Regions from separate parts of the Mus musculus genome. Here region 2 is linked to region 1. A link is a loop called in an ENCODE intact Hi-C map of the cell type or tissue named here. Cell type or tissue: left cerebral cortex. All regions are shown on one strand. Each heading gives the region's core, and the rest is flanking DNA. Links, peaks and the distances in the headings are about the cores only.

Evidence for each region. A loop is a pair of places that touch in the nucleus more often than their neighbours do. Peaks named below come from ENCODE experiments on the same cell type or tissue, not always from the same donor. Only the 100,000 strongest peaks of a DNase experiment are listed, where the experiment ranks them.
Region 2: a loop joins it to region 1, with 4 times the contacts of the local background. A loop is called at or near these places in 3 of 42 quality-filtered maps.

The regions. Positions count from the first base shown.
Region 1 is chr15:79,498,479-79,507,881 of GRCm38, forward strand. It overlaps Kcnj4 (potassium inwardly-rectifying channel, subfamily J, member 4), which reads right to left and starts at 6,763. Exons shown (of 2, transcript NM_008427.5): 1 at 6,718-6,763. In left cerebral cortex, for the core only: no CTCF peak of the experiment used is centred there; DNase peaks (open chromatin) are centred at 1,816, 2,683, 3,660, 3,770 and 9 more places; H3K4me3 peaks cover 5,763 bases; H3K27ac peaks cover 7,017 bases.
Region 2 is chr15:79,436,889-79,446,291 of GRCm38, forward strand. Csnk1e (casein kinase 1, epsilon) reads right to left here and starts at 5,169. Exons shown (of 11, transcript NM_013767.6): 1 at 5,040-5,169; 2 at 1,884-1,971. The coding sequence starts at 1,959. In left cerebral cortex, for the core only: no CTCF peak of the experiment used is centred there; DNase peaks (open chromatin) are centred at 3,550, 4,627, 4,983, 5,259 and 3 more places; H3K4me3 peaks cover 2,876 bases; H3K27ac peaks cover 4,648 bases.

The DNA of each region.
Region 1 (9,403 bases), core at 1,030-9,029:
CAATGATATTTCAACATGGGCAGAGCAAAAAGGAATCACACTGTGGAGTGGGAAGAGGCCAGATGAGGAAGCCTGGGCTACTCTGCTACCTCCTGAGATGGCAGGACCTCAGCCCCACAGGACACACCTGGCCCCTCCCATCCCTACACCAATGACAGAGAAGGTTGCACTGGAAAAGCTAGACTCACCTCACTGTCCCCATGTCCCCCCACTAGAAGCCCTTGCTTCACAGAGCTCAGAAGCCCCCTCAGGGTGACAGTGACCCAGTGAAGGTCACAGAGGATTGTGAGTGGCTGAGCCTTCCTTCTACCACTGAGGCAGCCCCTGCTTCTTCCCTTGTCTCTCATCTGTGGGCTTGCCCGGGAGAGGACCATCTCGCCTCCCCTGGTCCCCAAAGACACAGGCACCCGAAAGAGGGGCAGGCGACAGGGACCCAAGAGGCTCTCAAGAACAAATCGATTCCAACTCCGCCACCTTCACTAGTCAAATGCTTGCCTGACGCCAGGCAGATAGTCCCCTGGTCCATTTGCCCCAAGTGAGTTGCTAGAGGAGAGGAAGATATAGGAAAAGGAGCTAAAACAGAGGTGACATTTCTCTTCAGCCCACCTGCGGCTGCACTCCCCAGTTCATCGCTGCCCAGCTGGAGGCCCCCCCGGGGGCCCCAGGCGGCTTCAACCCATACTCTCAGTGGTAGGTCGCCATGACGACACCACCTCTCCCAGCATGGCTCTTACTGGGGTGGGGGAATACAGAAGTTCACCTTTCTTGATAGCCTATAAGTTAGGACCTGATGGTGTGTCTTCCAAGTGACACTTCACCTCACCCTGCCTGCTGAGGCCACCTTAGGGCTAAGGATTGACCCAGACAGCCACAGAAAAGAGGAGAGAAGGCTGGGGGGAGGGGCAGAGAGGGAGACACTGTGCTTGGGAGCAGAGCTAGGTTGGCGGCAGGAGACCAAAATAAGAGAGGGGTCTGGGGCTTCTGGGGCTGGGAGTTATGTAGGTCTAGATGGTATACCTGTGGCACTTGGGACAAACATTTATCACCAAGCTTTAGTTTTCTCACACGAAAACAGGGGTGCTTTGCTCATGGGACAGTGGAGGGGGCACTGACTGAGACTTTACTAGGAAGTCTAGCACCTCCTGCTATTCCCTCAAGACAACCTGTAAGGGCTGGGGCTGGAGCTCAGTTGGTAGTGACTGTCTAGTGTGGACGAAACAGATCCCAGCGCTGTAGAAGCCAGACGTGGTGGCTCACACCCGTCATCATAGCCCTCCAGAAGTGGAAGCAGGAGGATCAGAAGTTTGAAGTCACTCTCTGCTACATACAATCTCTGTGTCACCAGGCAATAGCACCATCAACCCCAGGCAAGGCCCTTGTGTGCACCCACTGCATGCAGGTGGTAGGTGGTTATGAGAAGGCTGGGGTGAGAAACCTTCAGGGGCAGCGGCCCAGACCCAGAGCTTCCCGTTTCCCCTGGCCTGTGTGTCCTGAAACAGAACAGTGGCTTCAGAGTCAGCCAACACTCTCGGTCCAGTCCCACACTTTCCCAGCAGCCATGTTTGCTCATGGAGCCTCAGTTTCCCTTCTGTGAGTGACAAGCAACCATGCCTTATGTCTCACTGGTTCAGTCCGGGACCAGAGGGCGGTCTGTGGGGGACAGTTGTTGCGTAGGCCTTTAGAGGTAGGGGGTCAGGATCCAGAGCCCCCTACCCCCATGCCTCACCTCACCCACCACCCAGGAGCAGAGTGCGCGCCTGCAGGAGCGCGCGTGCGTGTGTGACTCAGGCTCTATTCTTAGCTCAGCTCCGCCAGCTGCAATGTCACAGGCAGAGGGGCCTCGGCCCATGTTATTATTACAATTACCATGTGAATTAAAAGTTTGAGCAGCGATCAGCCCACGTCGCCAGGGAAGAGGGAGCAGGAGAAAAATAAAGATGAAAAAGAGAAGAAGGGCTGAGCCCGGAGATCCCCCACACACACCCCAAAGAGGGCTGAGTCGGTCGGCCTGAGGAGGCTTAATGGTTCTGCTAACACCCAGGGTTCCTGCCTGCCCATGCCAGGGCCCAGGGTCCCCACAAGGAGGGAGGAGCACTTAGAGATGACATAGCCCCATGGCAGTTACTCGGAGGCAAAGAGATTTTTCTTTCTGTGACTTTATCACCTCATTGTGCAGACCAAGCTCAGAGAGGGCAATTCACTGACCTAAGATCACACAGAACTATGACTATGGTTATTGTCTCCTAGACGGTCTCTTGTCACACAGGTCTCTCACTCCACAGCCCCAAACCTCATGAGGCTGTGAATGCTGATGTCTGCAGATGATCTAGGGGCAAGGCCCAGAGACTATAAACAGGACCTGCCATGCCTGCTTTCTCTGCTCCGTGGAATGGCAGAATTCCAGACTCTTCTGGAAGTCCCAGCATGGAACCATCAACATCTCAATTTCTGAATCCGCATCCCCATGTTGTGGCACCATCCACTTAAGGCCCCTTCCCCTCACTCACTGGTGCAGGGGACAGAGCCCCGGGCTAGAGAATGCCTGGCTGATGCTTTGGTCACCTTGGGCCAGCTCAGTCTTCCCATCTATAAAATGAGCTCTTCCCAGTGGTTCATGTCTGTGTCTGTCTCCAGAATGGGGGCCCCCCCAGGGATCCCTGAGGGGGTGTCAGGCTGTGGGGGCGACTAGACCATCTCCTGCCAAACCCCAGCCCAGGGGAGGAATATTTTCCACTCTGGGGAAACCCTAGAGACGGCCCCCGGGAATCAGATCAGTCTAAACCCAAACCCTGTCCCTCCATACTTGCTTGCCGTGTGACCTTGGACAGGTAGCACGGTCTCTCTAGGATACAACGTCTCCAACTGTAGTATGGAGACAGTACATCAACACTGGAGGACTGCGGGGAGGATGAAGAAGTTGCGGAAGCCTGTAGCCTCATACCTGGCCAGGCAGGTGGGCGGCAGATGAGCGGTACATGTGGCTTTCTAGACCGTCTTTGGAAATATCAAAGACCCAAGGATTCCCAAGGTGGAGGGAGATGCCATTCACAGTCACCCATGAGGTGACAGTCGCCAGCAGGAGGGCTGATTCAGTCGGATCAGCCCTAGGAGAGGGGTATTCACTCTCTCACCAAACCTCCGGTACCCATCTTTCTCAGCCTCCTGGGATAACAGGCCATCTATCTCGCTGACTCTGGGTAACTTGGCCAACTCAGTCCTTGTTACTAAGCCCATCTTCCCGTCTATAAAAATAAGTTCTTCCCCAGAGGATCCCTGAGGGGGTGTCATGTTGTTGGGGGCAACTAAACTGTCTCCTGCCTAAAACTCAGCCAGGGAGAGGAATATTCTAGAATGGAATATTCTAGAATGGACCGTAAGGTTTTAGGCTAACCCTAAATTCAACTTGTCCCTCACAGGGACAGCCTCAGATTAGTTTGCAAAGGAATTCTAGAGGAATCCCCCCAAGGAGACCAAGTAATGAATAAGAAGTGAAGTCACTGATGGCAGCAATGGGTAAGGGATGCAGGAGAGGAAGGGGAGGGGGCGATGCCAGAGCCAGCCTCTCAGGGTTTCTGTTCTGCCTGGCCAAAGAAAGAAGAAGACATCGCTTGCCTGCCTGCTTCTAAGAGGGGGCTGAGAACCAGGAGCTAGAGCTCTGCTTCCTCCGCTCCTAGGCCATCACTGTGGCCCCAGAACCCACTTCTCCCTGAGGGCCCCAGTTTTCACTCTTGTACAATGACGGCATCAGATCAATGGTACAAGAGCAAAGCCTCTGCGTGTGCATGAAACCATCCTCCCACACCACCTGTCCTGTGAAGGCCAGGCTGGGCTGTTCTCCATCTCTGTCGATCATGTGGAAGGCCATAGGACTCCGATAGGTGGCTTTGAAGCCAGATCCCTGCCCTCGCCCCTCACTCCTGTAGCACAACTCATGTCCAGGGTCCAGGTAGTGACCTTGAACATACCCATTTCACAGGTGAGGAGATGGAGGCATAAGGAGAGAAGTTGCTGTTCAAGGTCACAGGATCCATCCCGGGGCCCTGGAGAGCCAACGTGGCTCCTCTCAGGGGAGTCACCAATACTACAAAGCGGCCAACATTCACTATACACATGTAGACTCTACTACGCAAGGGGAATCTGCCCAAGGTCACATGGCCAGGCAATGACACACCAAGTCCTGAGAACTCTTTGGTCCCAATTAGCCAGGGAGACAGCAACAGGGCTTGACTGGTTCCTGCCCAAGTCATGGAACCTCCCCAAAGTTGGAGTCCTGGTCCCACCTCTAAGTTCGTCATGGCCTTTCCCAAACTCCCCCTACATCTAAGATTAGGGTAAGAAGAGCAAACAGGAGACAAGCAGGGAAGTTGAAGTCTGGCTGCTGCCCTTCCAATCCCAGCCTGGCCTGGTCGGTCTTCGGTTCTTCCCCTCCCTCCCCCAGTGCAGGGGGATCAGGCGCTGATGTAATGCACTCGGCTTCCATCCCCGTGCCAATCTCAGAAGAGAGACGACAGATTGCGTGAGCCAAATTTGGCATCCTAGGGGGAGAGGCATGAAGAGTGGGGATGTGGAGGAAAAGAAGAGCGGGGAGGGACCAGAGAAGCCCCCTGCCCCGCTGAGCCCCTGGGTGCTTCCTGTCACTTCTTACACTTCCGTTCTTACCCAGCCTATTTGGCCCGCACCCCCTGCAGGCCGACCAGCCTAACCCACCACGGACCCTCCAAGCCTGGGTGCTGCCAGTCTGCCCTCCCCCACCACGACACACTGCTCCAGCTTCGTTCCCATTGCTTGTTTCCTGGTTACCACGTTGCTGGTTGTCATGTCGCTTACATGTCCTCGTGACTCAGTGGTCCCCGCAGAGGGGGCCCCCTCCTCCTCACACCCCCCTCAGCACTCGCCCCCGCCTCCCCCAGATCCACATTAAGAACCAGCCCGCCCTGTGTAAGCCCACACAGTTCCTCCTCCCCCTCCCTCTCATCCTAAGCCCCAAAATCTTCCCACAGCATCCTAGAGTGACTTTGTCCTCCGATCCACAAATGTCTCTTTAGAACCTGCATGGTTTGGCTCTGCAAGCTTTTCCCAGGGCCCTGACACTGTATGCAAGCCAGTGACAATGACATGAAGTCCCATTCTCCACTGGTACAAACTGTGACTCAGAGAAGTCAAGCTAACTGCCCAAGGTCACCCCAGTGGGAGCCCGCGGACATTTCTGTCTGGCCAGTCACCTCTATTTTTTTTCCCCTAGGAAGATGTTTCTTTAAGCGTAACATTAGGTACAGCGCCCAAGTCCCAGGTCCCCCCACTTATGCCTAGACACCTCCATTACTGTCAGTCTGCATTTCCAGCCATATTCTTGCCACTGGTAACTACTTATTTTCCCTCAAAGTAAACTGAGTTCTTACCCCCACCCCCATCTGCCCACCCCTCTCTTCAGCCTACCAAGAGTCTTCTGCTCACAGAGCTCAAAGGCCCTGCATTGGAGGTCAGTGGGGCAGGTCTGGTGTCCCCATTCCACAGATGTGCTGGCAGAGGCTCAAGGAGCATAACTTGCCCAGTGTCTCAACTAGCTGGTCTCATTTCTGAAGCCTGGACCAAGGGATATACGAGCCTTGATGCCCAGTATGGAAAACTTCAGAAAGAGACCCTTCTTCCATAGGAGGGCAGAGCAGAATGTTCCAGGCTCAGTCCTCCCGCTCCACTTGCCCTAACTGTCCTGTTTCTCCACTTGCTCCCCTCAGAAGCCAAGTCAAGGCTACACATGGCTCTGGACTCCTAGCAGTCCTGCAAGGTGCAGGGATGGATGGGAGTGGGGGTGGAGTGAATATTGGATCCCTGGATCCAGCCCTTCTCTGTCCAGGGCTAGACACCTCGTCTGGTCCCTAGGTCCTTCAGCCTACTACTTGGAGCTCTCCCCCTCTTGAGGCCCTCCCTGTTAGGGCAGCCCAGCCACCCTGTGTGGTGCCTAGAGGGCACTGCTGCCTGCCAAGCTGGTCTACAGCTCCCTGCCCTGAAGTCTGAGTCCCCTTGCATAGTTTGTGGGGGAGGGGGGGGCAGTAGTAGGCTGACCTGGTTAGTGGGCATTCTGCAGGTGGTGGTGAAGTTCTCCTTGCTTAGAGCCCACGGCATGACTCTTTGCTGTTTCCCCTTTGCAGAAGAAAAAGCATCTTTGCCCCTCTCTCTACAGCCTTAGTTTCCACCACTCTAATCCCCGAAATGCTCCATTTACTGTTACCTCATTCCTTCAGCTACTACCGGCTCACCTACCCTGGGGTTATCTGGCACAAGGCAGGTGCTTAACACAGCAGAAGGGAGATTTCTGTCATACTCCGAACCATTCACGGAGACTGCAGGTGGGTGGTGGGAAGCTGAGACGCCCCCTTCCCACCTTGCTGCAAGTCACCTGCCTCGCAGCTCCTGGCATGGAGGTGGGCGGGGGCAGAGAAGGGCCGTCGCCAGGGCAGGAGGTCAAATCTCTGTCATCCATCTCCCTTCTATTGCCAGCCACAACCCACAGGAGACGCTCTGATGGCCAAATAAACGGAGCGCGCCAGCTTGGGGGAAGTCACAGGTCCACACTGGGACCCTTCAGGAATCGGGTCTGATGGATAAGTGCAGGACGGGTATGGCCAGAGCGGCAGGACAAACAACTCTCTGAGCTAGACAGACATTGGGACGGACAGACGGACGAAGAGTACTCGCGATGGACGAGCCCGAGCTTACCCCGGGGCGTAAGGTCCGAGGAGGGTCTGGGCGGCGAGTGTCCGCTACATCCCCCGGCGCAGTCCGGCGGGCGGAGTCCGGGGCGCCGGGCTTGGGACGCGGGCGCCGCCTGCCCGCGATGTCGCCACTGACCCAGGCGGCCTCTGTGGGTCTCGGGGTCTCCGCGCTGTCCCGCGCCGCTCCCTGCGTAACTTTCAGCGTTGCCCCGCGTCAAGAGCTGGGCGCCGCCCGGGCGGCAGCATCGTGGAGCCCGGGCTCGGGTCGAGGGGTCCAGGGGCCCAAGGCGCCCCACTGCCCGCTGTTACCCACAGCCCCACGACCCTCTCGTTGTTCAGTTCTGGGGTCTCCTGGCTCTGTGGCCACCTCGCGCCTGCCACAAGGTCCCCGCCGCTGTGCCCCGGTGCCGCCTCTCCTCCCGCGGGGCCGTGGCACCTGGTCGCCGCGCTCCGGCCCCTGCCCGGGCTCAGCCTCGCCCCGCGCCGCCTCCTCGGCCGGCTGTGTCCTTCTCTGTCTGCGTCCCTCCCACTCCCGCCGCCGCCCCCTCCGTCTGGGACCCGGTCCCCGCCGCGTCCCCGGCTCGCCCGGGAGCCTGAGCTCCCGCCGCCCGCGGCGCGCCGAGAACTCCCAACTCGCAGCACGCGCCCCGCTTCGGAGACTTTCGCCCCTCCTCACACGTGACCCGCGCCCCGCTGCGGAGGCAGCGCGCCCCGGCTGCCAGCCCCAGGCGGACCCCACCCCGGCCCTCCTGGTGCGTCTGACCCACGCGGGCAGGCCACTAGCGCCCGGGACCCAGGACTCCAGCAGGAGTCGGGGGTCGGGGACGGGGGGGGGGGGGGGGGGAAGGCTGCGCCGTCCGGTTCTCGCGCGGATCCTGCCCGGGTTTTCCTCCTCGCCCCGCCGCACTCCTACTGGAGGATCCGTTCCAAGGAGGATCCACTCCCGGATTTGCGAGGCCCCTGGGGACAGGTGGGGAGGGTTCTCCGAGCCCAGAGGAGGGTAGGTGGGAACCAGTCCTGTGGGGGTCCCGGTGGCCCTGACCCTCTCCTGGGTGGTCTGCATCCTCTCCCGAAGCTCTAGCAGCTAAGGGCCCTAAGCACCCCCACTTCAGGAGACAGAGGTCGTTCTTTTGGAAGAACCCTAATAGTGGCACAGTCTATCAGTAAGGCTTCAGTTCACAAAGGAGAAACTGAGGACCCACAGACGTCCAAAAGTTCGCAAAAGGCCACCCAGTGGAGTGGAAGTCAACAAACCCTAGTCCCTGTTTTCTTCTCATCTTACTAATCTGTCTTTCCTTTTTTATTTATGTCTATGTGTGCAGATGCCTGTGTGTGTCCGTATGTGCACCATGCATGTACAGATGCCCATGTGCGTGCATGTGTGCTACATGTGGGCAGGAGCCTGTGAAAGCCAGAAGAAGTTGTCAGGTTCCGTGCAACTAGAATTATAGGCAGCTGTGAAGTGACATGTGGGCGCTGGGAACTGAACTTGGGTACTCTGCCAGAGCAGCAAACCTCTTAAAGATGGAGGCATCTCACCAGCACTATAAGAGAAGGTCCAGACCTTCCTCCCCCAATCCCCCAGAGAGCTCAGGTCTGGGTCCCACACTCTTGGAAGCACCTCCCAGTTCCTGCCGAGCCAGCCACGTTCCTGAGCGTTTGTCACCTAGCCTTCTAAGGAAGCAGGTGAGGAAAGCCCTTCTCTGTGGCCATAGGAGTCTAGAAGACCTGCAAGCAGAGAGCCTCTGGCCGTGGAAGACTGGACCCAGATCACAGAGGGAGAAGATCTCTCGGGATTGGGGGGGGGGGCTGGGGGGGAAGGGAAGCACACAAACTTATGGAGAACTGATTGAGTCTCCAATCTCTTTGGCTTCCTGTGCCAAGCAGACCTTCCGGGACAAGACTCGTGAATGCTACGCAGGCCACACAGCCATCTTTCTGTAGGTTCTCCCTTTGCCAAAGGATCTGTCTCAACTCAGCGCCTCAGGACGGTTCGCTTGTCAGGCTCCCGCACACCGTATATTCACACATGTCCTCCGATTCCCACGGATTCCAGAACGTACCAGATGCCTTCACACCTCTCTCTGCCTGCACGCTCTGTTCCCCACTGCCTGAAATGCCCTTGGTCTTTCTTCACAGTCGGAGCCTTTCTACTCTTCTCCAAGCCCAGCACCTATTCGCTCAATCAGCCTGCACCCCAGGGCCCACCTATCCCCAACCCTCGGGTTAGGCATGAGTATGGTTCTTATTTTAAAAGTTAGGAAATCAGACCAACCTGGCTTCAAAAGCACTTAGAAACAGCATGACCTTGAGTAAGGTTCTGTTTAACTTGCCCCAAACTGTGAGCGCTAATGGCGCCCTGTGCACAACAGGCTGCTGAAGGCAGGTGGGTGCTGGCAGCAGGCTCTTCCTCGCACGGGTGCCCTCCAGAGCACTTTGGACCTTCTCTGTGCAGTGTCTGTTCTTCTTACCCTGCTGTGCCCTAAGGCAGACAGCCAGGACTGATGTTCCCCGGCGTGTGTGTGTGTGTGTGTGTGTGTGTGTGTGTGTGTGTGTGTGTGTGTGTGCGCGCGCGCGCGCGCGTGCATACATTCTCGCCCTCCAGCACACTAAGTGCTCACTTAGCAGTTGACGGATGCCTAGTATCCCCTGCACCTCTGTGTGGACTGAAATCAGCAGGATTAAGGGAC
Region 2 (9,403 bases), core at 701-8,700, 62 kb before region 1:
CCTTGGGCTGTGCCTCTCCTTCTGCAAGCTTTCGGATCCCTTCTGCAGAAGAGGGGCCAGCACTGGGTGTTCTTTCAGACAGGTGCCTGAGAGATGCGCACACATTCGCGCTCACACACACACACACACACATTCCTTACACTTGTGCTAGGCTCAGATAAAGAGACAGGATAGCTCAGGTAACTTAGGAGCACTGAGAAGCAGAAACTGGCCCACCCAGTTCCCAAGTCCCTCCTCTCTCCTTCCCTACCACACAGAGGTCTTTACAGGCTACGACGCCCCCATTTCCTTGCTATTTGCTTCTCAAGCCTTCACTGGATATCCACTGTGGACAGGCCACATTCTGGGCCCCCGGGTGGGGTTGAGGAGCAGACCCAAAATTCCTTACATTAGCTCCTACTGAAAGGAATGACAGGACCCAGAGGCACTGTGATTTCTTGAAACTTATTCTTTGAACAGTTATCCCACTACTTTACAATGACTTAGCCATTAACTCCTGGGCTTGAGCAATCCTCCTGCCTCAGCCTCCCGAGTAGCTCCATCTGCAGGCACACACCACCACACCCCATAGAGAAACAGCAAGCTGTTTACAGCACACCTGACACCAAGTACAAAACTACTTCACGGCTGTTTCATTTGTGTCCTGCAACAGTGCTCGGGTCATCTGGGGACACAGATGGGGGACACTGAGGTCCCAGGGCAGCTGCCCGAGATAAAGTCTAGAATCCAGAGATGTCTGTCTCCCATTTTCTCTTCTACCCCTACTCAGTGAGGCTGTGGGGCTGAGGCGGCCCCAACTAGAGCAATCCCTGGCAGCCACCTTAGCCTTCTGCCATCAGTAGAAAGGGACAGCCTGGGTCACACAGGAAATGGGGAGCACCGAGAACAGGACACGGGGGCTGCCTTGTGGGCGACAATGTTCAGAAAGGGGCTTGTAGGTAAAAGCTAAGAAGGCCTCTGTATCCCCTACCCACTGCCCTGAGGCTTGCTGGACGGCAGAATTCATACTTGACAGTGGACAGGGGCTCTGAGCACCAGGGAAAAGAAGCCCTTGACCGAACTGATTAATGACTACAGCGTCCTGATATGTCCCTTTCCTCTGCCCAGGGCAGAATGATTCATCTTCGTTCTCTAAGGAGGAAAACAAGAGACAGCCAGGCCCTACTCCTGAGGACACAGGGCAGCACCAAGGATGACCTAGGAGGCTTGCCACCACACAAGCAACTCCAAGACTCAAAACTCCATCCGTGCAGTTTACCAAGCAAACTCTCCCCTCCAGGCTGACAACACTCAAAATGGCGCATGGCTGGCCAGGCTAGGAAGGCGACACTTGAGGGGGATGGGGGGGGGGGGTGCTGAGATGCCAGCAATCTGCCTAAAATGACATCAGGGACACATCCAGGGACAGGGAGCTCCCAGAGCAATGAGATCCTTCCTCTGTCATTCCAAAGGAGGCCCAGGCTGCATTCCAGAAAGCCACATCTAAGGGAGAGGCCTGGACTTCCGGGGAGCCTCCCCAGGGCTCCAGGACAGCCAAAACATTTTCTATCCATCAGTATCCTTCTGCCAGGACCCAAGGGCTAGGGATGCCAACCCAGCCAGGGCTTTCCCATGCCCCATGGAGACCCAGGTCAGCGGCAGCTGGAAGCCTGCTAAATATATCTCCTCTGCTCTTGCAGCCTCCTGAGCCCTGGCCTGCCCAGCTGTGAAAGAAGACATTCCCCAGACCACCTGAGCTTCCTTCTGGATCCGGGATGACCCTGGAGGCTTGTAAGCCATGCCAGGCAACCAGAGCAAACTCCTGCTCCCAGATCCCAGGTTCTCCCCTCCTCCTCATCCCAGAGCCGCCCCAAAGGGCCACAGCTGGAGGCCTAGCTACTTACCCAGGTAGATGTCTCCAAAGGAGCCACTGCCGATCTTTCGGCCCAGGCGATACTTATTTCCCACACGCAACTCCATGCTTCAACCTTGCTGCGGGAGAAGCAGAAACAGGTCAGAGACAGGACCTCCAGCAGCAGAGGGCCCAGACCCTTCCTCCACCAGGGCTGGCAGGCTCCTCCTCCCTCCCACTGTCTGAGAAGCAATCTGGCTTCACTTAGCTCAAGGGCAGTCAGGTGTCAGGTAGTCCTCATGCCCACACACCTGGGCACGGCCGAGGCAGGTTTAGAACAAGTTTCACTTAGTTCAGAAAAGATGGGCTCTGAGCCAAGGCCCAGGAAGGGACCGCCAAGCAGACCCGATGGGCTACGATGGGCTAAGGCCCTAAATCAAGGACAAAGGGTAAACAACAGGGAAGGGCCATGTCTAGTGTCTTGTGCTCAGCAGTGAATCTCCACCCATCCTTAGAGGTGAAAAGGCCAAAAGTCTCTCCAAAATGCTTTACACTCTGCATACAATCTGGAGACACTTAAAATACCCCAGGGACGTCCTGGACCCCAGGAATCTGATAGAAATGGGAGGAACGGGGTCCACAGAAATAGACCATCCTGAAAGCTATAATAGCCCGTCAGCAAGTTGCAACCTCCAGGATAAAGGGAAGAACGTCAAAGAGCTCCTTGGTACCACGAGACTCCTGAAACCACAGGCTGCCCACCTCTATCCTTGCCTCTGGAGGGCTAAGCTGGCCAGTTCCAGCAGGCCTCATATGAGAGGACCTGATCCCCACTGAGAGAGGCAAGGCAAGGTACCTCCCAGGGCCTCCCAGGCTCTACCCAGGCCACAGAGAACCACTTCTCAGGTCTTTCTGCACACACATCTTATGCGGACTCTCAGGGAGACTTCCTTGAAGACTGGAAGTAAGGGCTTCCTGAGACAGGTCCCATCCCTGTGGGTCTAAGCTGCATAGCCTGCTCCTTCCTCAGATGAGGTGGAGGCCCCAAGCCCATGGATAACAAGGATTGGACCATGGCAGGGATCCCTCTGTACTGGCCTGGTAGAGGTTGGGTACCTGTGTTCCAGGTCAGCAAAACAGAAGACTCAATGAATGGGGGCAGGTTTGGGCTGCTGGGGAATGGGGAGGCAGGGAATAGTAAACTATGAGACAGGGAGACTGGTTCCTTGGTGCCTCTGCATGGTTACACATGAGCTGGTGTGAGGGAACAAGAGGGCACTCCTTTGGCAGATAGATGGGAACCGGAGCCCAGAGTGGCCTTGCTACCATCCCCACAGAAGCTAGCCAATGGTAGAAATCTCACCTAGGACCAAACAGGGGTCCAGCTGGCCCACCTGGTGGCCTCCTACCCAGAACTTATTTCACTCCAGGCTTGAGAAGTAAAACCCTTCGGTGAGACAGTGACTGCTGGCTTGCTTGGGGGTAAGGGGTGCTGACCCTTTCCCTGTGCCAAGCCTGCCCCCAGATACCAGGCCTGGAAGGAAACCAGGAGAGATTCACTGGGGCTCCTCCATCAGCCCCAGAAGCGAGAGAGCCAAGCCAGGAGAGACACCCTAGCCTAGTACTAAGTCCCCGAGAGCCACCACTGTCCTTCTACCAGCCACAAGGAAGTGGCTGCCGCTGGGTGCCAGCCAAACTCTGGGCTCTCCCATCATGGGTCTTTGCCCACATGGCTGAGTTGCCCTGATTGCCAAGAACAGGACTGCATATCTGCAGAAAACCCACCAGCCTGGCACCACAGGTCCACACATGGTCCAGCTTGCTAAGGGCACCCGCCAAGGGGAACATGGGAGTAGAGGCTCACACTTAGGATCCCTACAGGAAAGGGGGGGCTGGCTGTGTACTCACAAACACCCCCCCCCCCCAAAGCCGGGTTTCCACTAACGCCGACTCAGAGACCATACATGGCATCTGGGAAAGCCACAGGTTAGGAAAGGAACATAAATATACTGCATCCTATATTACATAAATACCCACGCCAGGTTATATAAATACCAGTGCCCTCTGTCTGGGAGTCTTACATAAATACACTGCACATGACCCCCCAAGCCCCTCTCCACTCACGGCTCTCTGCACAATCACCAACCCTGAAGGACCCTACCAACGCCAGGGTCTCCCCACCCTGGAGACCAGAGCCCTGGAGTCTAGCGTGTCCCAGCCCTCCTCCACTTAAAAGCCCCCCTCCACCGCCACCCCAAGAAATTGACTTTGGGGTGGGGGCTCCTTCAGGAAATCAGAGTAGCTTTCCAATTCTTCACTCTGTCCCTTACGGGAGGGGTGGGGGAGGGGAATAAACAAAGTTAAAAAAAGGGGGGGGTGGCCATGAGGAGTCAAGACTTCTCAGCTGGTTAGAAAAATTACAACTACAAGCAGCTGGGCACATGGGCAGTCCCGTGTCACCCTGCCATACACACACACCTCCTGACACACACACCACCCACCTTCCACAGGGCCAAGACCCTGGTCAATGAATCAGTAGAATAAAAACTGAAGGAATGCCCTAAACCTAGGAAAGGCGTCCCAAACGCAAGTATTCATTGGAACTGCACCCCCTTCTCTCTCTCTCTAGACCCCCTTTCCAAAGGGAGGCTATGCTAAGAAATATGTGGGGAAACTCTGGACAAAGTAGGGGGAGGGGGTGGCCTAAGTCGCAGCCCTGCCTCTGAGGCGCCCAGGCACCCAGCTTTCACAGGCTTGAAGCACAAGGCTGTCTCGCACACCGCAATGAGAAGCCAAGCGATAAATAACCCCCTCCCTTCTTCTCGCCACAAAGGAAAACAAAGCCGGTGGCCCGGGTGACCACGCACCCCATCACTTAGGACCCCCGCGCGCCCCCACCCTACGCGAGAACGGCCTCGGTGACCCGGAGCCCAGGACACAGAGGAGGGGCCGAGGCCGGCCCGGAACCCGAGCGCCCCCGGGACCCCAGCCAGGCCCCTGCCGCAGGTCCCCCGCCCCAACCCGGGGCCGCCTCGGTGCACCCGGCGGCCTGCGAAGCGCCCGTCCCCTCCGCGTCCCCGGCCGCGCCTTTGTCCTCACGGGCGGCGCCCCCAGCCCTGCGCGGATGCGCGTGTCCGCCCCGCGCTCGCGCAAAAAGAAAACACAAAGAGGCGGAGGGAACCCCGCTTCCCCGGCCCCCGATGCTCACCGCGCCGGGGCGGCCGCCGGGGCGGATGCCAGAGGATTCGCCGGGCCGCGGGCGCGCCAGCCTCTCCCCGGCCCGCTGCGCTGCGCTCGGCCCGGCCGGGCTCAGGCTCCGCGCTCCGCCGCCTCCCGCCGCCCGCCCCCGCCGCCGGCTCGCGCGCTCCCTACCCGCGCGCGCGTCCCCGCGGTTCCCATTGAGCCCCGGGCCCGCCCGCTGATGTCATCCCCCGCCCGCCGCCGCCGCCCCGGAGGATTTAAAGGGCCCGCAGCCCCCGGAGAGCGTGTTCTGACGCTGCCACCCTGGGTGAGGGGCACACAAAACTAAGATTTCCTATACTCAGGCCTTGCCCTATCTCCAGCCAAAGCTGCGGGGACCCCCGAGAGAATCAGCTGAGACTCCTGGCACTGCAAAAGAGATTTAGGGCTCAGTAGCCTGAAGGCTGTAGAGAACACTGGCCAGGGGCTTTGGGAATAAAGCATAGGGACTGAGGGGCGTGGACAAGGACCAAGGATGTGTGGTCAGAGAAAACTCCAGGCAGACACTTTTCTTTGCTCTGTCCTCTGCCGTTCAGATCCACTGTGACAGTCCCTCAGATTCCAACGTAGTTTCACCCATTGAGCCCCCTGCCCCTCACCAAGAACTCACACGTGAGTCAGGGACCCAGAGGTGCTCATTCAACAAAGTCATCCCCCAGACAATGCCTGAATGTCCTTAACTGCAAACGAGGAAGAAGGACCATAGCCTTCCCAGGTCATGGGAGAGTTAATGAAGGCTTCCCACCAGCTTCCAGCTCCACCATGGAAGGTCCCAGCACAAGGCTATTAAAATGATATTTACAGTGGGTCATGCAAAGCTCCAACTTATGACACACCTACATTCTCTCTCTACACACACACACAACTGTTACTGTGGACATAGTACCTCTGATCACCCCGGAAGCACATCTCAGAAAGAGTCACTTCATAATAACCGCATCTTCTCCCCGAGGCTGAGGAGATTGCTGGGAGACCTATAGACCAGGTCCTATCACAGGGCAGGAGGGCAGGATACTGTGGCCCAGAGAGGGCAAAAGGTCTGCCCAGGCCCACACAGCCCAGCAAGATGGCCATGTTCATCTGGTGGACCTGGGGATGCCGATCAGAAGACCAGGAGAATGAGGAGGAGCTGCCTCCAGAGGCCTCTGTGATGGTAAACCGGGCAACTGGCTCTCTCTGCCCAGGTGGTGGACTGAGCATGGCCCGCTTGGTGCTTTTTGGCTTTGCGTTTGTCAATTGATTCACAATTGGCAGGTTTTGTATGACAGGCCCGCATTCTCTCCTGAAGCCTTGGCCACGCAGGGCACAAATCCTCACCAGAGGCAGCTGGTCTGGACAGCAGTCAGCCTCAGTGGTCAGAGCCCAGGCCGTGGGGCCTTGGCAAGACTGAGCAGAACACAGCAAGCATCAATGTCCTCCTAGCAATGTTACCACCCAAACCTTCCAACATGGGCCCAGCTTTCCAAACGTAGGCCTGTTCTGCTGCAGCGCCAGGAGAGGCATTCAGCTCATTTAACCCTCTCCAGTGAGGACAGCAGACAGAGTTGATGTTCACTCTGTGGTTTCCAGAAAGGGAATTGGAGGTACCTCAGCCCTCACGCGGGGGTATGGATCAAGGGTGAACCTGTCTGGAGATGGAACTCAGCCAGCGCTGCCTAAAGCCACTCTCCTCCCCTTCTTGGTCATCGCAGGTCCTTTGGAACAAATCTTCCGTCTGGAGTCCACTGTCCCAGCTTCCCTTCCTCATCCTGTCACCTGCCCTCCATTTCAGGACTTGCAGCCTCTCCCAGGCCCACACCCTCCAGCTATAGACTCTCTGCTGGGTATCCAGGGGTAGCTGGTCTTAAAAGTCCCCAGTTCTAACACACACACACACACACACACACACACACACACACACACACACCAGGCCTTCAGAAGAGTACAGGGTGGCTGGACCTTCCTAGACTCCCTCTCCCAGATCTACCCCCCTTGGAAGGTGGCTCCCCACACAGCTGCCTTTTGCCTGAGCCTCTTCCTTCCTACACCCTCATGAGTCCAAGCTGTGAGCCCTCTACAGAGCTTTGCAGCTGAGCTCTAAGGGGAAACAGCCGTGACGCAAAACCCAGTGGAGGAGAGGGAGGAAAGGAGGGAGCCTTCTCCCAAACAGAAATCCTGCCTCATTCTAACAGCCAAGGGCTCCGCCTTCAGCTCCTCGCAAAGATCCTCCCCTCCAACTTCCAGCTTTCAAGCCCAGAGGTATAGCTGGATGGCATCTTTCCCGGGGCCACCCTCCGCTGACCCACAAGATGCAGGCAGACAAACCCAGCTCACCAGGGGCCACACCAGCTTTTGACAGTTCTGAGTGGTCAGGAGCAGATTCCCCCCTCCCCCACCCCCTGCTCATTTCTGAGCTGGACACTTGTACCATTTCTTACTTTCATACCCCTCCGGACCCCTGGGCCCTCTAGAGCACTGGCCTCGGGGCTCAGGCACAGCCTTAGACACCCAGCACAGTGCGGATGAGTCCAGGTCTCTTGACTATGGACATTCTGACTTACCAAGTGTTCAGATTGGTCCTAAAAATGACCTTCCCTTGCATGTCCCTACCTATGATTCTCTTGATGATCTGGGTGCTTCTCTGTTATGACCTCCTGCCCTGGCCCTGGCCCTGGCCATTCAATTGCCTGGTACACTTTCCTGAGAGCCACATGTTCACCATGCTCTTCGGGGGGTGGGGCCCCTCCATTCTCAGGCCTTCAAGAGAAGGCTTTCCTGTCTCCTGACTTAACAATCCTATCGCTGGCCTGCCAAGATGGCTGATTGATGAAAAAAAAACCTCAAGACCTGAGTTGGAGCCTCAGAACCCATATTAAGATAGGACAAGACTAATTTCACAGGGTTGTCCTCTGACCTCTACATGGGCTCTGTGGCACCAATGCAGCCCCACCCACATAGCATCAAACAAAATTTAAAGTCAGTTGTATAAAATCCATCCGGGATCCCGGACTCCTGCACTCTGTCGCCCACAAACACTCAGTGCTATAACACACTCTGGGTGTGTTTGTTGTTTATCTTCTGTCTCCCACTTAGAGGACTTCGGTCCATGAAAGTGGGGAGTTGATGCTATTTTGGCCTCCACTGTGCTGTGAATATCTATAATAGTGTCTAGCACCTGGTATGTGTTTAATAAATAGCTGATTGGAAAAATGGACAGCAAAGAGGTTTCTGCCTCCCCCCCCCCCATTCAAACATGAATGAAGCAGCGCTTGCTATCCCCTGTTATCAGGCCCTAGCAACAGACCACACTGCCGACTCATGAAATGCACCCATCCCTAGAGCAGAGAGTGACCTACCAGAAAGCTTCCTCGCCCAGGCTTGTGAGGGACTAAGCCCTTGGTACCCTCTTTCTAGCTATGTGCCCAGAGTACACATGCCCGCAGAGGCCAGAAGAGGTATTGGATCCCCTGGCTGAAGTTCCAGGTGACTGTGGGCTTCCCACAGAAGCCGTTGGTATGAGCTCTTAACTGCTGCCCCTGAGCCTGACAACCTGCTTCCTAGGACCCGACTGGTGGAAGGAGAGAGCTGACTTCAGCAATGTATCCTCTCTCTGCCTGCCATGGCACGCGCACAATAAATAAACGTAAATTTAAAGCTCTAACATGGCTCAGCAGGTCAGGACCACCAGAGCCATGTCTCCAGCCCTCATAAACATAAACATGTTGAAATGAAAAATAAGTATTTTAGACAGTTGTGGTAGTGAATAAATACCTTTAATCCCAGCACTCTGGAGGCAAAGGCAGCTGAAATTGCTAACCTCAAAGCCAGCCTGAAGTCTATAGAGGGAGTTCCAGGACATCCAGGAAAAAAAAAAAACTGTCTCAAAAAACCAATAACAGCAACAACAACAACAATAGTAATAATAAATATTTTAAAAGTCTGGTCTCCCAGTCAGAGAACTGTGGAGTGCCAGCCAGAGGCTCCCTTCCTCTCCTCCACTGACTTCCACCCCTTCAGGCTGATGTCCAAGGAGGCTGGGGAGCTGGAACCAGGAGTCCTCGTGACTTTAAGAGGCTGGCTTCTGGGCTTGGGTGCAGTAAAGCTTGGCTTTCCCAGCAGTTCAGAAACAGAGACAGGAGTGAGTTTGAAGCCAGCCTGATCTACACAGCAAGCCCCAGAACAGGCAGGGTTACATGTGGAGACCCTGTCTCAAACACCACCACCACCAAGAGACTGGAGAGATGGGGCAGCAGTTAAGAGCTCATACCGACAACGGCTTCTGTGGGAAGCCCATAGTCACCTGTAACTTCAGCCAGGGGATTCAATACCTCTTCTGGCCTCCGCCGGCATGTG